Linked DNA regions of Mus musculus: all the other regions are linked to region 1. Evidence: chromatin loops called from intact Hi-C (ENCODE). Cell type or tissue: heart. All regions are shown on one strand. Region 1 has its middle 14 kb from the start of B330016D10Rik. Region 2 overlaps Srarp (steroid receptor associated and regulated protein). Region 3 overlaps Clcnkb (chloride channel, voltage-sensitive Kb). Region 4 overlaps Spen (spen family transcription repressor). Region 5 overlaps Spen (spen family transcription repressor).

What was found. Hi-C counts contacts between places; a loop is a spot of excess contacts. Peaks named below come from ENCODE experiments on the same cell type or tissue, not always from the same donor. Only the 100,000 strongest peaks of a DNase experiment are listed, where the experiment ranks them.
Region 2: it touches region 1 in a loop (5-fold over the local background); 17 of 42 quality-filtered maps call a loop at or near these places.
Region 3: it touches region 1 in a loop (5-fold over the local background); 24 of 42 quality-filtered maps call a loop at or near these places.
Region 4: a loop joins it to region 1, with 2.3 times the contacts of the local background. A loop is called at or near these places in 5 of 42 quality-filtered maps.
Region 5: it touches region 1 in a loop (1.8-fold over the local background); 14 of 42 quality-filtered maps call a loop at or near these places.

Annotation. Positions count from the first base shown.
Region 1 is chr4:141,558,506-141,562,505 of GRCm38, forward strand. No RefSeq gene overlaps it. Among named protein-coding and RNA genes, the nearest start is that of B330016D10Rik, 14 kb to the left of the region's middle. In heart, CTCF peaks have their summits at 1,643 (motif pointing left), 1,866 and 3,234 (motif pointing left); DNase peaks (open chromatin) are centred at 876, 1,616 and 1,951; H3K4me3 peaks cover 1,819 bases; H3K27ac peaks cover 1,682 bases.
Region 2 is chr4:141,429,230-141,433,229 of GRCm38, forward strand. It overlaps Srarp (steroid receptor associated and regulated protein), which reads right to left. Exons shown (of 2, transcript NM_001033374.3): 2 at 3,443-4,000. The coding sequence ends at 3,800. Among named protein-coding and RNA genes, the nearest start is that of Srarp, 4.9 kb to the right of the region's middle. In heart, CTCF peaks have their summits at 829 (motif pointing left) and 1,944 (motif pointing right); a DNase peak (open chromatin) is centred at 1,962.
Region 3 is chr4:141,405,246-141,409,245 of GRCm38, forward strand. Clcnkb (chloride channel, voltage-sensitive Kb) reads right to left here. Exons shown (of 20, transcript NM_019701.2): 13 at 3,331-3,400; 14 at 3,061-3,171; 15 at 2,559-2,772; 16 at 1,844-1,977; 17 at 27-115. Among named protein-coding and RNA genes, the nearest start is that of Gm34693, 6.6 kb to the left of the region's middle. In heart, a CTCF peak has its summit at 1,851 (motif pointing right); a DNase peak (open chromatin) is centred at 1,856; H3K27ac peaks cover 2,271 bases; H3K27me3 peaks cover 1,156 bases.
Region 4 is chr4:141,504,899-141,508,898 of GRCm38, forward strand. The region is part of intron 3 of Spen (spen family transcription repressor); the gene reads right to left. Among named protein-coding and RNA genes, the nearest start is that of Gm4123, 29 kb to the right of the region's middle. In heart, CTCF peaks have their summits at 1,597, 2,229 (motif pointing left) and 3,509 (motif pointing left); DNase peaks (open chromatin) are centred at 1,623 and 2,251; H3K27ac peaks cover 1,023 bases.
Region 5 is chr4:141,490,542-141,494,541 of GRCm38, forward strand. It overlaps Spen (spen family transcription repressor), which reads right to left. Exons shown (of 16, transcript NM_019763.2): 4 at 3,697-3,857; 5 at 2,855-3,055. Among named protein-coding and RNA genes, the nearest start is that of Gm4123, 43 kb to the right of the region's middle. In heart, no CTCF peak of the experiment used is centred here; no DNase peak of the experiment used is centred here.

The DNA.
Region 1 (4,000 bases):
ATGCTATATAACTTCTTTGTTTGTTTGCTTTTTTTTGGTTTGCTGTTGTGATATGGAGTTTCTCTATGTAGTACAGGCTGGCCCCAAACTCAAAGAGATCCTCCAGCTTCTCCCTCCCTAGTGCCGGGATTAAAGGCGAACGCCACCATGAGCTGCTCAGCAGTGAGTCTTTAAAAAAAGGAGAAAAGGTCAGAGTGATCCCTCACTTCCTCTTCTGACCTCTGTGGGTTCCCAGGTATGTCCACACACATGCACATGCACATTATACACATGCGCGTGCGCGCGCGCGCGCACACACACACACACACACACACACACACACACACACACACAGAGTCAGTGCATTCTCGTGTCCTTCATTGCTAAGCTGCTAAACTCTGCAGGCTGCTTCCTCATCTTCTGACACTTGGGTCCTGAGCGATCCTGCAAGGGGAGAATCGACTGAGGGCACCGTTTTCCCGTTCCCTCCTTTCAGCACCGGAGAATAAGACGTTATACAATTAGCCAAAATCACATGAGAGGGTTCGGGGGAACAGTTTAGGATTAAATTTAGGAACTGAGACATTAGGAACTCTTTGGGGTTCCCATATGTCTTCCTAAGTGTGGCAACGCGGGGATGCTTAATTAGACTACCTGCTGTTACCCAGCACCAGGCCTTTTAGGATTAATTAGGAACAAACGCCCAGTTCTCAGAAAACTGCAGAAGCCAATTGCAGGCTGAGGGAAGAGGTTTGCTGAGTAATGCTGACGGGTCTCCTTCCTGTAAAGCCAGAAGCCCGGTGCGTGTTCTAATTGGCCCCAGCAGATTTTTCTAGGCGATTGTGCAATGGTGAAGCCAAGCATTTAGCCCCTGGGGATCTCGGCTATTTACTGTGAAATTTCTCTCCACCACCTGATGTGAGAGTCTGCCTGTACTGGTTTCCTGTGGCCCAATTCTGGGTCACGTTGTAAGGCGGTGCCCACGTGATCTTAACCTACTTTGTCGTCGTCGTCCCCCCCCCCAACCCCCACCCCACCGTGCCTCAGCAAATAACAGCTGCGGCGACGCCCACAAAATATGGCTGCCCTCAGAGCAACCCCAGTTCACCTTGCTTTGTGCACAGGGCACCTTTCCATCTGAAGGGCCTCAGCGCCTTTGCAAGCTCTGATTATGCTCGACAAACACCTCACTGGGTCGGAGCGGCAAGCCCTGCCAGTCCCGTTTTCTGATTGGACATCTTGGAATGCATCTCTTCTGCCCTCAGAGGAAGGACAGACCTGGATCAGGAGCCTAGCTCCGCTCACTTGCTTACTGGTCGCCTTTGCGCCCGTGAGAACTACTGGACCCAGCGCTGTGCGTCCCCGGGACTCTGCAGACAAAAGTGTCTGTGGGCGCCTCTGAAAGCCCGGCCTGGCTTATGCCAGCCACTGCCTCGGCCTCTTTGCCTTTAGTCGGGCTAAATGGCTTTTGTGCTAGAATTCCCTTGTCAAAAAGAAAAAGGAAATCTTTGCATCTATACTAGCGTGGATGCATGTGCCGTCCTCACGGGCATTTCCAGCCCCTTTCTGACCTTTTCTTTTCCTTTCCCCTCCTCTCTCACCGCACTCCCTTTTGGTGCCATTCAGGGTGGACTTTGGACTCAGGCTGGCTAGTGCTGCCCCCTGGAGGTAGCAGGTGTACCTGCGGGAGGAAGAACCCAGGTAGCATAGAGGTCATTGTCCTAAAACTTTTGTTGTACTTTACGGTTTTGGTTTTGAGACGAGTTTTCAAGGGTGACCTGGAACTCCCTGTATAACCCAACAGTATCTCCAGCTAGCCTCAAACTTGAAGCAGACCACTGACCTCAAACCCTCAAAAGCTGGGATTTCAGGAACAAACCACCAATACCCAACCCCACTCTTTTCTGGTTTTGTCTTTTAAGATTTGTTATTTTATTTTATTTCATGTATGCATGCGCACCGCGTGCACGCCCAGGGCCCTCAAAGGCCAGAAGAAGTTGTCAAGAGCCCCTGAAACTGGAGTTACAGGTGTGAGCCTCCAGGTGGGTGAGAGGAACTGAACCCGGGTCCTCTCTGCAAGAGCAGCAGGTACTCCTAACCACTGAGCCGTCTCTCCAACCCTGCTTCTTTGTCTGTGTTTTGGTTTGTTAGTTTTTGTTTTTAATTAATTGATTTATTTTGAGACAGAATCTCTCTATAGAACCTTTGACTGTCCTAGAACTCACTCTGTAGAGCAGGCTGGCCTTGAACTCTTGAGAGCCTCCTGTCTCTGCATCTCAAGTGCAGGGATTATAGGCCTCTGTGCCACCATTGCCCAGCTGGGTTTTTTGTTTGTTTTGTTATTAAGAAAAAAAAATGTAGATACTGCCAGACTTGAAGACACACTCCTATAATGCTACCACAGCTGCTTGTGGCACCAGCTGCAGGAACTCCGATGCCATTTTCTGAACTCCAAGGGACAAGGGGGCCTGCACTCAGGTGCATATTCACCCAGATACATACATACATACATCTTTTGTTTTGTTTTGTTTTCCCAGGACAGGGTTTCTCTATGTAACAGCTCTGGGTGCACTGGAACGTGCTTTGTAGACCAGGCTGGCATTGAACTCAAAGATCCTCTTCTCTGTCCCTGCAATGCTGGGATTAAAGGTGTGCACCCCCCGACCCCAGCAATATATACTCATAATTTTAAACATGAATTCTCTCTCTCTCCCTTAGGCAGGGTCTCACTTTGTAGCTCTGGCTGGCCCAGAACTCACCAAGATCTGCTTGCCTCTGCTTGTATTTGATTGAGGTCGGGGGAGTCACCGTGGGGAGAGGTGGGTAGGGGAAGAGAAAGAGAGAAAGGCTCCCGCTCGATCAAGCACACACAGAGAAAGAAGAGGAGAGGAGAGAGGGGGACGCCAAAATGATGTCTGGATTATACAGGGAGGAGCCTCTGGGGAAAAGACAGCCCAGTCCCTGCCAGGGCTGGAAAATTCAAGGTTGGGGGCACAGTTGGCCAGGCAAAGACTGGGATGCTGGGAGAACCTGGAGGCCAGGTCTGCTTTGATATGTAAAATATGTACTTCAGTCCCTGTCACAGGGCCCAAAACCAACAGCTTTGAAAGTGTGTTCCTGGGGCTGGAGAGATGGCTCAGCAGTTAAGAGCACTGACTGCTCTTCCAGAGGTCCTGAGTTCAATTCCCAGCAACCACATGGGAATTGAACCATGTGGCTCACAACCATCTGTAATGGTATCTGATGCCCTCTTCTGGTGTATTTGAAGACAGCTACAGTGTATTCATATAAATAAAATAAATCTTAAAAAAAAAAAAAAAGAAAGAAAGAAAGTGTGTTCCATCTGCTTGGCAAAAGTAAATATGTATAAAAAGAACAAACCCAAGAATAAACTCTGAGCCAGGCGTGGTGGTGCACGTCTTTAATCCCAGCACTCGGGAGGCAGAGGCAGGCGAGAGCTACACAGAGAAACCCTTTCTCGAAAATCCAAAAAAAAAAAAAAAGAATAAACTCTGTCGGTCTCCCCCGCGTCCCAGTCAGAGAAAGCATGATCAGAAGTAAATGCAAGGCCCTCTTCAGCTAAAAGGTACAACTGAGATCAACTAAGTGATCTAAGGCCCGGTCTCAGAATAGCTCCAGTGGGCAAGACACTGTGGCACAACCACAGCACCCAAACAAAGGCAAGAATGTCACCATGGATACCTGTGGATACATGTGACACCATGTAAGCCTGGCATATGTCACCATGGATACCTGTGGATACATGTGACACCATGTAAGCCTGGCATATGGTGGGCAGCAGCAGGGGTGGGGGTGGGACTCACTGGGGCTGCCAGGCAAACTCCAGGTCCAGTGGGAAACCCTGACTTCCTCCTCTGGCCTGTATGGACTCGCTCAGTGTGAGTACACACGTGCACGCACGCGCGCGCGCACACACACAATTAATCAATGTAAACAACCACAACATTCCTGTCAGCAGTTTCACTTAATTCTCTGCCTCTAAGCCTGACTGATTTCTGAG
Region 2 (4,000 bases), 130 kb before region 1:
GAAACAGGTAGATCTCTGTGAGTTCCAAGATAGCCAGGGCTACATAGTGAGACTGTCTCAAAACAAAACAAATGACTACTTGAAACCTTTGCTCTGCTGGAACAATTAACACTGGTCAGCCGGGGCTGAAGAAGTCTGCTGTAATTTAGGAGAGACCAGCATCAGCATCGTTGAGATGAAATCTTCTGGGTCAGCATCCTGAACCTGTGGTCCAGAAGGGACCAAAGCTCTCCCTTGCACTGGCAGCCAAACTTTGTAATGTGTAAGCGTATCCCGTGTGTCAGCGGGTTTTGAAGGCATGGAGGGGTCATGGAGAGCATCTAGACCTGGCACTGTGTGACTGGGGTTCCTGGAGAGAAGTGCAGAAAAGCCACTGATGAAGGTGCAGCCTACTGCAGTAGAAGGCCCAGGGCTGAAGGGATCCCAAGGAGACGCTGAGGCTTGGCACCATAAGGCAGAATTGCAATTGCTGAAGAGATCCCAGGAGAGGCTATTGGTGAAGGTACTGCCAAGCTCTGGCAGTGACCCCGTGTGTGTGTGTGTGTGTGTGTGTGTGTGTGTGTGTGTGAGAGAGAGAGAGAGAGAGAGAGAGAGTTAGGGTGTCTTGAGTGGCATGCTACCCACACAGCCTCTAGCTTATACCTACAACGACAGCTGCCTGTACTGAGAACAAGAGCAGTGCCTGAGCCTTGAACCTTCACCAAGTGGCTAGAATCAGTAAAGTCACCATACTTGGTATCCACCCTCATTATTCCAAGCTGGAATGAACAGAGCAAAGGCTTTGCTTTTGGAAACCACAGTCCGGCTGATGGTAGAGCGACACCTCCTGGTCGGAGGGAGATGTCCAGCTCCAGGCTTCTCCGCAAGTATCCCTCTCACCTCTTTTCTTTAACTCAGGGATGCCCAAGAGGAGAGGGCAGGGCGTACCCCGCTTTCCCAGTGGGCATGAGTCTTTTATATTACATGATCTCTCTCCTTGGCCTGAGATAACGGCCAGCCCCTCGGCTTCTTCCCTGCCTGTGCCAGGATTCTAGAATCCTTTTTCAAATTTTTTGTTTGTTTGTTTCAAGACGGAGTTTCTCTGTGCAGCCCTCCCTGTCTTGGAACTCAGACTGTAGACCAGGCTGGCCTCGAACTCAGAGCTCTGCCTTCTTCTGCCTTCCAAGTGCTGGGATTAAAGTAAAGGCGTGCGTCACTAAGAGACATTCTTTAAATGATTTTTTATTACTATACTAGGTAAGCACTCTACTGCTGGGCTGTATTCGGCCCCCAGTGGAAGCACTATCTTGTACCTATTTTACGGAATAGAGAATGAAAGCCCAAGGAGGCTAAGGAAAGCCCTTGAGGTCTCACACAGTCTGATGTGAGATGACCTTCTAGTTGGGGAAACAGGCAGTAAGCGCACAGATAACAAAGTGGAGAGAGGAGAGGGGTAGAGGTGTTTCATCACACCAGGTCTGGTAGGTCACAGTAGACATCTGTGTCCTGTTGATAGAATTTGCCAGTACTTGAGAGGCAGAGGCAGGAGGATCTCTGTGAGTTCGAGGCCAGTCTGGTCTGCAGAGTGAGTTCCAGGACAGCCAGGGCTACACAGAGAAACCCTGTCTCAAAAAACAAAACAAAACACAACAACAACAACAGCAACAACAACAAAAAAGCCACAGCCAAGCGTGCCAACCTGAGAGTAGTCCCAGTGCTTGAAAGATGGCGGCAGAATTGTCCAAGAATGAGACCAGTCTGGTTTAGGTCATGAAATTTGGCCAGCCAGGGAGAAGTAGCAAGATTCTATCCCCCCACAAACACCCTAAATAAGTAAATATCGTGGTCATTAAACAAACTAGTAAACGTTATAGTAGTTTTCATCCCGGAGCTTTGCTGCCTTCCATTCCACCTGGTCTCCAGGTCACTTGGGACAAAACAAGCTCATTTTGTCCTGTGCCCCTAGGGGGCAGTGTTAGCCTGCTGTCCTCACCGCCTCTGCCTGTGACTCTTCCTTTCTTTCTCTCTCCACTTATTTGAGATACCCCAGGCTAACCACAAACTTCCTACGAAGCCAAGGATGACCTTGCATTTCTGATCCTCTTCTAGCTACTTCCAGAGTGCTGGGGTTTCACACACGCCAGGCAAGCGCCCCACCAATGGATCTGCACGGCGAGCCATCTTTCCTTCATTCCTTTCTTAAAACAGGGTCAGCCTTGCTGACCTTGAACTCCCCATGTAGCTAAGGATGACTGGTGGTCCTGCTTCCGCCTCCAAATGCTGGGATGACAGGCATGTCAGCGTGCCCAGTGTGGTGCTTCACTGCCTTTCTGCATATGACTTTCTCACCCTTTAAAAACAGACTCTCATGTTAGCCCAGGTTGGCCTCAGATTCACTATGTACCTGACTATAACCCTGCCCCATCTCCCAAGTGCTGAGATTATAGGCGTATGCTGCTACCTGCCTGGCTTCTTTGGTACCGGGGACTAAACTCAGTGCTTCCCTATGTATCGGGCTGAGCTACACCCCAGCTCAATCTCCCTCCTTTGAGGATGGAGTCTCGCTGAGCCCAGTACTCCTCTAGGCTTTTCCACATCCTTCCAGTCACCTCCAGGACCCCCCCCCCCAGCCAAGGTGACAGCAACTAATATGCTGCCCCTAACCATCACACTAGGGACATCCCCAATGCCCCCCTGGCTTGCTGTGGACTGAGATATCTGTATGGGGGTAGAGAAGACTCCGTAAAAAGGGAAAGCTTTCTCAGGGCTGGCTTTTTCTGTTTTTCAGGCCGTGCTGTGTTACCACAGGACCTGAAAGACCAAATTCTCAGCACAAGGGAGATTTGTCCCAAAGGGACAGAGGTCAGGGAATAAGAGACAAAGACAGGAGATAGAAGATGAGAGAGAAGGGGAAAGGGAAGAAAAAGAGGGAAGAGAGCTATTGGTCTTTGTCTCCCGCTTCTATCAACTGAGGACAAAGGTCAGCCTCTGGATAGAGAGAAGACCGATGTGGCACGGAGGAAAATGGAGGTTTATAAAGAAAGGTACAAGGAAAAACACTGTGTTAGGATGAGGTGTGTTTTTGGGTTTTTTGCTGGTTTTTTTTTTGTTTGTTTGTTTGTTTTTTTTTTAGTTTTTGAGACAGGGTTTCTCTGTGTAGCCCTGGCTGTCCTGGAACTCACTTTGTAGACCAGGCTGGCCTCGAACTCAGAAATCCGCCTGCCTCTGCCTCCCAAGTGCTGGGATTAAAGGCGTGCGCCACCCCGCCCAGCTGGACTTCAGTACTTTGATAGCTGGACTTGGTAGTCACCCTCAGGAGGAAGTGCTAAATAAGGGGAGAGACCTTGGTGGCTAGCTTTAGGAATGGAGTCTAGGTTTTTAGCAAGGCAAAGAGATGGGAGAGAAAGACAAGGCCTGTCAGAGCCAGCCAGGCCCGCCATGCTCAAGGTCAGACTCCCTTCGCTCAGCTTGCTCAAAACCAGCGTTTTTTATTTATTTGATCACTTGTTCAACTCTCTCCCTTTCCAAGCTTCAAGAAAACCGTGGTGCGGCAGTGGGGGGAAGGGGGGACGGAGTGCCCGGGGTGGGGGTGGCAGCGGTGGCAGCAACAGTGCCCAGGGCACATAGAAGGTGCTTGGTTGGCTTCTTGCCTGACTCCAGCTGAGAACTTGGCGAAGAGGACAGAGGCATAACTGGCTTTTCCGTTCTTCGGTGCATTTAATATGTCTTCTTGGCTTCAGGCTTCAAAGACACCCGCATTCCCGGCCCACCCCCTCCCCTGCCCCTACCACCAGCCCCGCCCCTGACAGATCCTAGGAAACTACTCCACCTGCCCGCAGAGACAGGTCAGAGCCTTCAGTGAGTGTTTGACCTTCTCCCGGGTTGAGTGCTTTTCAGTAGCTCCAGGCTTCAGGGAGCTCCCCTGGGCTTTAGGATCATTCTGGGGACCAGGTAGGCTGGCAGGGAGCGAATGTGGAGCCCCGAGTCCTCTGTAGGGTGGCAAGGTATCCTTGGCTCCGTC
Region 3 (4,000 bases), 150 kb before region 1:
TGTCCCCCTCTGGCAGGAGGACCCACCTGCTGGCCTGGAGCCCAGGAAGCTGGCTCAGTCTGGAGGGCTTGCACCAAGTGGGTCCTTTTTACAACGCCCACCAGGGTCTGAGACTCTAACATTCAAAGAGAGAGGGACGCATTATGAACATAGATCATTATAAATGTAAGTCATATTCACTGAGCACCTACTATGTGCCAAGAACATGCTAGGCGCTCTGGTGTCTGAGGAAACTACACTACTTGTGTGTGATCTGTTAGAATTCTTACCACCCAGCTTACAGAAGAGGAAACTGGTTATCTGGTGGGTTAATTGTTACTCTATACCATTCAGCTTCCATAATGACATGCCAGCTGAGTGCAGCTGGGTAAGGCAGCCAGTGGGCCAGCAGATATTCTAAGACACCCTACCCCCAACCCCACCACATTTTAAGAGGTGGAAGCTATGGACATTAGCCTCTTGACATATCGGTGTCACAGCTGGGCTGTCCTTCTTCTCTGTTTCCCTTGCAGTTGTTTAAAATCTGAGTCAGGTCAATGGAAAAATGATCCCAGAGGTACACTCCAATCTGAGATCCTACTGTGTGCCGGGGCTAGCGTGGATACAGGGAATAGCCTGGATGCATGGAGGGAGTTTCCGGGCATCTTGAGAGTCGTAGGCATTCTTCCCATTCTTCACTAAGGATCCAGCTTGATATTCTCTTTCTCCATTAAATAAAACCCCAGGGACTAGGCATGGCTATCACTCAGTAGCGGAGGGCTTGCTTAGCATGTGCTGGCCCTGAATTCAGTCCTTGCCACCACAGACACACTTGGTAACCAAATGCTACAATAGAAGTGTCCCTCCCTCCTTTAATAAACCAGTGGTTTGTTTCTAGGGTAGGCTGTGGAATCTAGTCAGGGAGATGTGCGGAGTCCAAAGCCATTCTTGGTTCTAGGAGGTGAAGCCTCTTGGAAGGGCCATCGCTATGTAAAATAAGTAGAAAATGTGTTTGCTGTGATCTCTCCCATTGGTGAGAGCGAAGTCCCTGACGTTTGGGTGGCAACCTATGATGGCCCTTCCTACTTTCCACACAAGGACACTGCCGGTCATAGAGCCCAAGAGAACCACAAGGTTCTTTCCCTCATAGGTGAGTTTATTCTGCTCGCTGTGGGGCATATGGGTGACCTTGGTTGTTCATGTTGCTCACGGCTCAAGTGGTCTGCCCAAGGGCAAATGGGTCACAGGCCCCAACAGTGCTACCCTGACTGAGTGTGCACCCTGCCTTGTTGGCACAGAGGGGACACACGGATGGACAGGTGCTCCGGGAGCTTCAGGTAGCTCCTCCCCTACCTGGGCTATCTCCCTCCCATAAGGACCACGCTCTGTGAACTGGAGAGGGGCGCTCGTTAGTCTCTCTCTGAGACTTAGCACCATCCTTCTGCCTTTAAAAGGATGAGCTCATCTTGGCAAATGGAACAGCGGGGGGGGGGGGCGGGGGAGGAACACTCAGGAATGTGAAGAGTCAGCCCATGAGGCTTGGGTCCAGGAATCCAAAGAGCCAGTCCCAGGCAGTCTTACAAGCACCTCTCATCTTTTTCATTAAGCACATCACCCCTACTTTCTACTTTCTCCAGAAGTGGCTATTGGGTCCATTTTCTCCACGAAGAAACTGGAGCTCAGAGAAATTAGGAGACTTGCCCTGGGTCACACAGCTACCAAGTTGCAGAGTCTCGATTAAGGGACAGATCTAACACCCTGCTTGCCCTTGCTGCCCTGACACGCGGGGCCCTTAAAGGGAAGCAGGGGGAAGCCCAAAGCCTCCTCCCAGACAGCCACTTTCTCCTCAATGGCTGTGGAATACCTGTAGTCTCCACCAGGGGGTACTGGGTCACATCTGTGGAGATCACGACTTGGATCACTTGCTCCAGGGGCATGTCCTTGGCCAGTGTAGTGAGGGCGCAGTTCATGAAGTGACCCACAGTTACAGAGTGGGAACTGTGGGCAGAGGGAGACATCAGTCAGGCCTGGAAATGGGATGATACCGGCCTGGGGCAAGACAGGGTCATCCCAAGGAGCCTTGCTGGGAGAAGACCTGTGAGTCCCAAGGATGGGTTTGGTTCAGAGGAACCCATAGGTTCTAAAAAAAGAAGCGATGGGAACCACAGCTATCTAAAGACTGGGAAACTGAGGATTGTTTGGAGCTGGACCTTGTGTTCAGTGACACTTGGAGCCTTTGAGATGTGCCACTTTGGGACCAAAGATACTAGGGTACAATCCGATCAAGGTGGGGTCTCTGAGCCCATTTGTGGGACAGCTACCAGGAAGCCATCAGAGAAGGGGAGGGAAAGAGAGGGGCCCCTCCTGTCTGTTGCTCATTTCCTATCAGCCTTGCCTGACAGAGACTTAGCTTCTTCATCTAGCTCATGGGCTGGGGGATGTTGTGGGGACCAGAGGGCGGGTGTGTATCAGCCCTATCATCCTACAGTTCAAGGTCAGCTGTGATGGGCTTTTCCAGGAGTCCCTCCACCCCCAACCACCCTGGGCATCATCACACCATCAGCCAGCCCGAGGCTCACCCAATCTGTCGGCCACGGATCCACGGCAGGTACGGCAGTTTCTTGACAATGATGGTGCCATCGTAGAAAGAGGGCTGGAAGCTCTGAGAGATGGCGTTGGCCGCCAGCACAGCCATCAGCACAGGCAGTGCGTGAACGAGCTGGCCCGTTACCTCAAAGGCCAGCAGTGCCGTGGAGAGGGTGTGGGTCACCGCCCCTGAGAAGGCAGCAGCACCTGCAGGGACACAGCCAAGGTGGGGGGGGGGTGTCCCAGGCCAGGAGCCAGGCTCCCCCAGAGGGCAAGGTAGGCACAGTGCGACCGTGGTTAGGCTCAGCAGTGCACAAAGAGCACACACCACAACTGTTGGAAGGTTCTAGCCTTGCCGAGAGGAAAGAGTGCAGAGCACGTGGGGGATGGGAAGGAAAACGAAGAGAAAGCGGGCTTGGGGGTGGTAGGGCTCAGGGAATAGACGGGGCCTACTGAGGAGGGGGGGACCCACCTGCTGGCCCCAGATACACTCACCTGCCAGAGCATAGGCCCCGGGCATGATGGGATTGACCCTGCCTCCAGCCACAATGCCCTCTGGGAAGGCGACAGATAGAACCTCCCCAAAGAGGCGCCCAATGACAGCTCCTGCCACAGATTTAGGATGAATGAAGCAACCAGGCTGACCTGACCCCTCAGGCCCTCATCCCGACCCCATCCCCGGTACCACTTTGGGAGGGAGATGATACCGGAAGTCATGTCCTATGCCCCCCAAACCCTCTCAGACATCCAGGACTCCAGTCTTACCATAGATAAAGATGGGCAAGAAGTATCCAGCAGGGATGGGGATGGTGGTTGCCAAAATCAGCATCCAGAACTATGGGGGGGGTGCCCACACAGCAAGAGTTAGAAGCAACACAGGAGGACATGGGCAGGGGGCGGGGGAGGTTCCTAGAGAAAAGGGTGCCCAGGCTGGAGCCCACGGCAGCATTTGCCTCTAGAGATGAAGGAACCAAGCTGTAATAAAGCACCTACTGTGCGCAAGCACATTCCAGGTTTGTCACTCTCTTCTCTCTCAGCCTGCTCTTTAAGATCAACTATCCCATCTCAAAGAATGTAGGAAGGGGCAGGGTAACTGCTTTTGCACTGAGCCTGACCACTTCAGTCTGGTCCCTGGAATCCACAAGGGGGAAAGCAACTTCTGCAAGTTGTCCTCTGAGCTCCACATCGCACTGTGGCACACTGCATACACGCGCACGTATACACACACACACATGCACACACGTGCGCGCACACACACACACACACACACACACTTGCACGCACATGCACGCATACACACCGATTTTTATAAGAATAAGGGAAGAGCCTGGTCTGCATAGTGAGCCTGAACCTCTCGGATGAAGGCAGGGAGGGAGAGAGTTGAGGCTGGGAGGGTCTCTGAGGTACACAGTGAGCCAGGGTCAGATCAGAGACC
Region 4 (4,000 bases), 54 kb before region 1:
TCAGGGGGGATTAAATCTTAGCTCCCATCTCCATCATTTAAAAAAATAAAAAAAAAAAAAAAAAGGAGGGGCTGGCGAGATGGCTCAGTGGTTAAGAGCGCCGACTGCTCTTCCGAAGGTCACGAGTTCAAATCCCAGCAACCACATGGTGGCTCACAACCATCTGTAACGAAATCTGATGCCCTCTTCTGGAGTGTCTGAAGACAGCTACAGTGTACTTACATATAATAAATAAATCTAAAAAAAAAAAAAAAGATGATTTAAAAAAAAAGGGGGGGGGCTGGAGAGATGGCTCAGTGGTTAGGAGCACTGACTGCTCTTCTGAAGGTCCTGAGTTCAAATCCCAGCAACCACATGGTGGCTTACAACCATCCGTAATGACATCTGATGCCCTCTTCTGGTGTGTCTGAAGACAGCTACAGTGTACTTACATAAAATAATAAATAAATATTTAAAAAAAAAAAAAAAGGAAAAATTGGGCTGGAGAGATGGCTCAGTGGTTAAGAACACTGACTGCTCTTCCAGAGGTCCTGAGTTCAAGTCCCAGCACCCACAACCATCTGTAATAGGATCTGATGCCCTCTTCTGGAGTGTCTGAAGGCAGATACAATATACTTGTATATATTAAATAAAAATAATATTTTAAAAAAGAGAGAGAGAAGTTAAAGCCAGTGAGAGGGCTCAGAGGTAAAGAGCCTAGACTGCTTTTCAATAGGACCCGGGTTCAAGACCCATCATGGCAGCTCTCAAGTGTAACTCCAAGATCTGACACCCTCACACACAGACATGCATGCAAGCAAAACACTAATTCACACAAAGTAAAAATAAATTATTTTTTAAAAGAGAGAAAAAATGGCAAGGAGTTACTAAATAAAAAGCCCAGAGCCAGGGCTCTCACTCCTATAGGCCGACGCTCAGGAGTGAGGATGCTGTCATAAGTCCTCAGAATTTCTAGAACCTCCAGAAAGTGGAAGCCAGCCCGGGCTACTTGAGAAACTTGTATAAAAACAGAACAAAGGAGACAGGGCAGCACCTTTAATCCCAGCACCTGGAGGGAGAGAAAGGTGCGCCTCTGAGTTCGAAGGTCAGCCTGGTCTACATAGTAAATTCCAAAGCAGCCAGGGCTACACAGTGAGACCCTGCTTCGAAAACAAACAAACATTTCATCAAAGTTAAAATCCACACTCCAGAGCCGGGCGTGGTGGCGCACGCCTTTAGTCCCAGCACTTGGGAGGCAGAGGCAGGCGGATTTCTGAGTTCGAGGCCAGCCTGGTCTACAGAGTGAGTTCCAGGACAGCCAGGGCTATACAGAGAAACCCTGTCTAGGAAAACCAAAAAAAAAAAAAAAAAAAAATCCACACTCCATCAAGCACAGATTTACCATAACCTGTTTCAATTACTTTCAACCTAACCAAAACCAACCCTGGCACAGTCCAAGGGAAAGAACAGAAAGCCTGGCAAGGCTAAAAGCAGCTCCAGGGAGCTCTGGTCACCTGCTCGATGGAAAAGGCAGAGACAGGAGGACGGTGGACTACAGCAGAGGCGGAGGACAAGAGGACTTATGACAGCAGCCGGCCAGCGGCCCCGCCTCTGGGCTTGGTGGACACCGCCCCCAAGAGCACACCCATGCTACCAGGCTGGACAGTCCCAGCAGCAGTTTCTGCCCACTGCACCCAGCAACGCCACAAACAAGGCAAAGGCTGGCAAAACAAGGAAGCTTTCAGGAGGTGGCAAACAGCCAACTCAAACCGGATAATTCCAGTTCAGGCTGGTTCAAGATACAAACACAGTTCCTAGCTTCTCAAACAAAACTCAGCCACGGGCTCCAGGTTCTTTTCTCCAGGGGCAGAGCAAACCCCAGTAAGCTCAGCATCTAAGCCCCAAACTGAAGACCTATTCTTCTGGCCAGAAAACCACCAAAAGACAGACAGACAGACAGACAGACAGACAGACAGTCAGACAGATGCACACACACATACACAAACACTTCTTTTAAGCGTTACTAAAATTCTAGATTTGACATCGTTTCTGGGAAACCAGCTAGGAATGCACCTGCCCCTGGCTCATCGAAGTTGGAACTGGGCTCCCATCTTTCCTGCCTTAACTCACACCACTCCCAGCCCAGCCATGCCCCACAGCCTTAAGACACAAGGTTGTGTGGCAAGCAAGGCCTGCAGTGGCCAAAACAGAACATCTGCTAAAGAAGGCCACACAGTGACCCCTGCAGGTTGCCATGGATGGGAAGGGAAAACCTGCAGTCCGTCCGTCCATCCTCACCAGAATACTCTACTAAACACACTCCACCTTTCAACAGCCCTACACTGCATGAAGCGGAGCATGCACGAACACTCTGGGCGTGGGGGCGGGAGGTGAGGAGTTGCTGTCCCTCGGGTCTGGCCACTGACTACCAGTTCTGAAGATAACTTCCAGGAAAATCTGGATACCATACTTCAAGGAAGCAGAAACCCTAGTGGATAATACCATTATCTGACTTCTACTGGATTCCACCATGAACAGTAGGGAATTACAAACTAGAAACATCACCTAATGGCTAGAAAGGCCCACAGTCATGATTATAGTTTTTGCTCAGCACATTTTCTTTGATGCTGTTTTCTGAACCCTGGAGAGGCTCAAGTAATTCATGTAAGGCAACGCAGCCCCTCACCTGGGCTTACATAAGAGGCATCCCTCTTAAGAGTACATACAGCTAGAGGGTGGAGCTTAGTGGAGAGCAGGACAAAGGGCCTAGATCCCATACCCAATAGCCCCTCCTCAAAACAAAACAACCCTCTATCTTTAATTTTTGACATTGGCTGCTTTAAGTAAAAAAGAAATTCTCTAAACCTTTACTTGAAATCTTCCTAAGGGCCCCAAAATATATATATATTTCATTTGTTAGTCCAAAAAAAGCAATATAAACCTAATTGCTGACTATCACAAATTCTCATGTGTGTACTTCTTTTTTTCTCCATAACACTCAAATGGAAAAAATACCGTTTCAATTGAAGCAATTCATCTTACGCTGACTTATTCCTTTATTCAGGACACAGGGTCTCACTATGTAGAACAGGCGAGCCTGCCTCTGCCCCCCCACCCCCCCCACCGTGGGTTGGGACTAAAGGTATGTGTCACCACACTCAGCAAGAAACTCTTACATGCCAGGTGTGGTGGCGCACGCCTTTAATCCCAGCACTCGGGAGGCAGCAGAGGCAGACAGATTTCTGAGTTCGAGGCCAGGCTGGTCTACAAAGTGAGTTCCAGGACAGCCAGGGCTATACAGAGAGACCCTGTCTCAAAAAACCAAAAACAAACAAACAAACAAACAAAAAAAAACCACCAAAAAAAAAAAACAAAAAACAAAAAACAAAAAAACCCAAAAACTCTTACTTGGTTACTTGGGACTGGAGAGATGGCTCAGTGGTTAAGAGCACTGACTGCTCTTCCAAAGGTCCTGAGTTCAATTCCCAGCAACCACATGGTGGCTCACAACCATCTGTTGAAGAGGGATCTGATGCCCTCTTCTGGTGTGCATGAAAACAGCTATATAAAAAAGAAATTCTTAATATACTTATGAAGCTGCTCCCACATGCGGGACTTTCTAGTAAATGATATATTATCATAGCAAGCATGACCAGGTAATAAAATAAACACTCATATACACTATAATGGCTATCTTATGAAAATGTCGTAACAAAAGCATTACCTAACTTTAGAAAGATCTTACCAAGCCCACCATGGTGGCACGCACCTAATATCCTCACACACACGAGCGGGGCACTGCCAAGAGCCTCTCTCCAAAAAACTGATCAAGGGTTGGAGAGACATTGGACTTGAGAGCGTTAGTTTCCATCCCTAGAACCAGACAGACCTACGGATGTATCTGTATTCCATAAGAAAGCCGTAACTTAAGGCCAGCTAGCCTGGCAGGAGCAGTGGGGAACAAGAGACCATGCCTCAAACAAGATGGAAGGCGCGGAAGGGCAGACATGTTCACTGTGGC
Region 5 (4,000 bases), 68 kb before region 1:
TCCTAGCATTTAGAAGGCAGACCCAGGAGAGTTGAGAGTTCAAAGCCAGCCTGTGCCATATAGAGAGTGAGTTCTTGGCAACTGTGGGCTGCACAGGGCAACCCTATCTCAAAACAAACAAACAAACAAACAAACAAACAAACAAACAAAAAACCTACACATACTCTATAATCTACAATGAAATACGGCTCAGCAGTAACAGCTCCAATTCATTGGCTAGTTTCATTTACTTTCAAGATTTTAATGGTACATTTCATGGACACTACATTAATGTAGTAATTCAAATGTCTAAATTAAGATTTCTGGGGGATGGAAAGATGGCTCTGTAGTCAGGCACTGGCTGCTCTTGCAAAGGACCCAGGTTCAATTCCCAGCACCCAGTTCCAAAGGATCCAACACCTTGACTTTCCATGACTACCAGGCACAGACAGGTACACAGACATATATGCAGGCCCAAGACCCGTACAAGTACTATTCTGAAATAATTAATTTACAAAGACTTCCAGCTGTAAGAGTAACTATGTAGAAAGTGATTCAAGTGACATGCATGGGTTCTCTCTTTGGTGTTATGAGGTCCCTAACAACTTGTGTAAGGTTTCTTTCCATTTTGTTTTATAATGAAAAGCCTTGCTCCCACATCTAATATAATCCCAGCTTTGTTAGAGCTCCACTTATTAATGCAGACACTGACACTCAAGGCTTTGACAGTTACAGCTCAGCACTACATGTTCTCTACTTATGAAAATGAAAAACAAACCCAACACAACGAAAAGTTTCAGAAAGCTGGACGTGATGGTGCATGCCTACAACCCCAGCTCGGGAGGCAGAGGGAGGTGGATCTCTGAAGACAGAGAAACCCTGTCTTCAAAAAAACAAAACAAAAAATAAGATATGTAGACAAGCTGATGATATAGCTCAGAAGTGGAGCACTGTGTAGCATGCACAAAACTCTGAGCTCAATCCTAACACTAACATACATACGCATGCATGCACGCATGCACGCAATGAAGCCAGGCATGGGAGACACACTTCTGTAACCCCAGCAGAGGTGGAGGCAGAGGAACAGGAGTCTGAAGCTAGTCTTTGCTACAAAGCAGATTCAAGGCTAGCCTGGGCTTCATAAAACCCTGTCTTTAACAAACAAAAGATAAACTGAGCATGGTGGTCCCCATCTCTAACCCCAGCATTTGGGAACTGTAAGCAACAGATGTTGACTTTAAGGTTGGCCTGCTTTAAATAATAAAACTGTCTCAAAAGAATGAGTAATAACCCAACTGTTTTTGAATGCTACACACTAAGATTAGAAGGCCTTCTACACTAATCCATCTTACACAGATGCCCCTGAGTTATACCTTCATTAGTTAACAACTGACTGATGATGGCCTCAGACCTACACGGTTAGGTACACACTGAGTATTTCTCAAGAGCTGTATAATGTCCGCAGCAATCCAAGGAGAACCCCTGATACCTGTGGTGACGCTCACTTGTAACCTAGCACTCCAGAGGCGGAGGCAGGAGGACTACCCTAAGTTCAAGGGAATTCTGGACTACACAGTGAGTTCTAGACTAGCCTGTGCTACACAGTGAGATTCTGTCTCAAGAAAACAAAACAATAAAGAGCTCGTGAGCTGTTCTTAGTTGAGTGTAATTTGGGGCAGCACACTTACAACTCAGTGGGTAATGAGACAAAGAATGTCCTCTGGATTCTGGTATGATGTCTCATCTGACTGTCATTTGAGAGGACCTTAGAACTATCATGGAACTATGTGGATGTGTGGTGACGACTTTCTAGAGTAGGGAAACAGAGGTAGGAAGGTGACCCTAAATGTGGGTAGCAACTGCATTTAGGCGCTGATACACATGAGCAGCTCCCGACTGCCTCTTCCCGACCCCGAGATGGACAGCAGAACTGTGAGCCAGAGCATGCCCTTTGTCACTTACGTCACTTTCCCCACCAATGACTACAGTAACAATATGCACCTTCTATCCTCTAATTAAACACTAATCTCATGTCACGACCCTGAAGAAAGACTGGGGTGTTGGGGTATCCGTGGTCTCCTTGATGCAGTCACTGAATACTGTGCTGTCTCTCTTCTCTGCTTTTCACTTCTTTTTAAAGTTTTCGTCGTTTATGTGTGTGAATGTGTGCCATGTGTATGTGGTGTCCAGAGACCAGAAGAGGACGCAGATGCCTGCGAATGGAGTCACGGGCGGTTGGGAGCTGCCTCATGTGGGTCCTGAGAATCAACCCAGTGTCTCTGCAAGAGTAGTGATGGGGGCTCTCACACCAAGCACCCTGGGCTGTTCACTTTCACACTAACTCAGGTTCTGAGGATGATGGCTGAGCCTAGCTTAAGGCTGCCTCCAGGTCCAGGCTCTGATCCAGTAATGAGATAACCCAAAATCTGTAATAGTCACCTAAAATAGCAGATTTAATTTATGCTGGACAAAATGCAAATGACTCCCTCAAATGATATTCACATGCAGGCTAATTCTGGTCTCACTTTTACACGTCAATCACTCCCATCCTTTAGGGAAGGCTGAGTCCGCATGTGGCCTGAGCTACAATCAGATTCTTTAAGGCTTGTGTCTACAGAGTCAAACAAGACAAGCACATCTTCTCATGTTACCTGCTTCCCTCAAACCAGAATATTTAATCTAGAAAAGTATCTATTTCAAAAGGTGCGGGTTTCTCCATGGCAAAAGCACAACTCAGTACCCCACCCTTTAAAAACTAAGACATTGGGCCAGTAAATTAAGAAATGAAAGCAGACAGTGCCAAGCCCTAAGTACCACTCACAAACCGACGTGGGTGGCATGCTGCTCTGAATGAAAGTCAACTCTGCAGTCTCACCTGGTCCTACCCATGCAGTCACCTCGATCTGCATGCCGAAGAAGAGCTTCCCCTTGGATGCGGTCAATGCTTTTTCTTGGTCCTCTTGCTGCCGGAAGAACACCAGGCCGTATCTCTCCTCGGAGGCCCCGTGGATCTGCACTGACGTCACCTTGCCAAACTTCTTAAACTCATGGAAAAGGCCGTCTTTAAGGCTTGTGTCTACAGAGTCAAACAAGACAAGCACATCTTCTCATGTTACCTGCTTCCCTCAAACCAGAATATTTAATCTAGAAAAGTATCTATTTCAAAAGCAAACCATGTATCTGCCTGTATCTGTGATATTCATGTACGTGTGTGTGTGTGTGTGTGTGTGTGTGTGTGTGTGTGTGTGTGTTGCCCATAAATAAAACACTGTTGTTCCTGTGCCTGCTTTTCTGAGCTTCAACTCCAGAGCTTCAACTCCAAAGCCCAATTGCTGCTTCTGTCTTTTTATCTTGTTGCATACAATGCGCATCCTAAGCCTGCTGTCCCTGAGCCTTGCTTCCTTACCGTGGCCAGCTGATCGCCTGAGGATCGTTCCCATGCTGACCGCTGACCGCCTGAGGATGTCCCATGCTGACCCTGCCTGCTTCCCTCACGGCATGACTTCCCTCCTCTCCCTTCTCCTGCTGACGAGCTTGCTCTCAATGCTTAGCAAATAAGCCCTGTACAGTTATTTATACTCACCTGCTTTTTGTTTGTGGCATCAAATGCTAATAAGCCACAAAGGCAGGACTTAAACTGCCCCACCCACTCTAGCTCCTCTGTGAGTGCTGCCATCTCCCTCAGCTGAGAGGAAACTGCACTCATATAAAACTTACCTGTAGAGCGTACTGGAAGATTCTGAACTTTGATCCCAAAACTTTTCCGGGGCTCATCTTTTTCAAGGGACGAAAGCAACTGGGAAGTGGGTGCGGGGACTGCAGCCGACTGAACAGAGCGGGCCGGAGAGTCGTCACTGGCCGTGCTGCTGGAGTCGCTACTGCAATCAGAACAGCAAACACACAACGGGGGACACAGACCTTAGTAATGACAAACAGAAGGAGAAACATGAACAACGAAAAACGGCAACAACTAGCTATCAGGGCCACGCTGAGGCCAAGATTTCTGGAGTCCACACTCGGT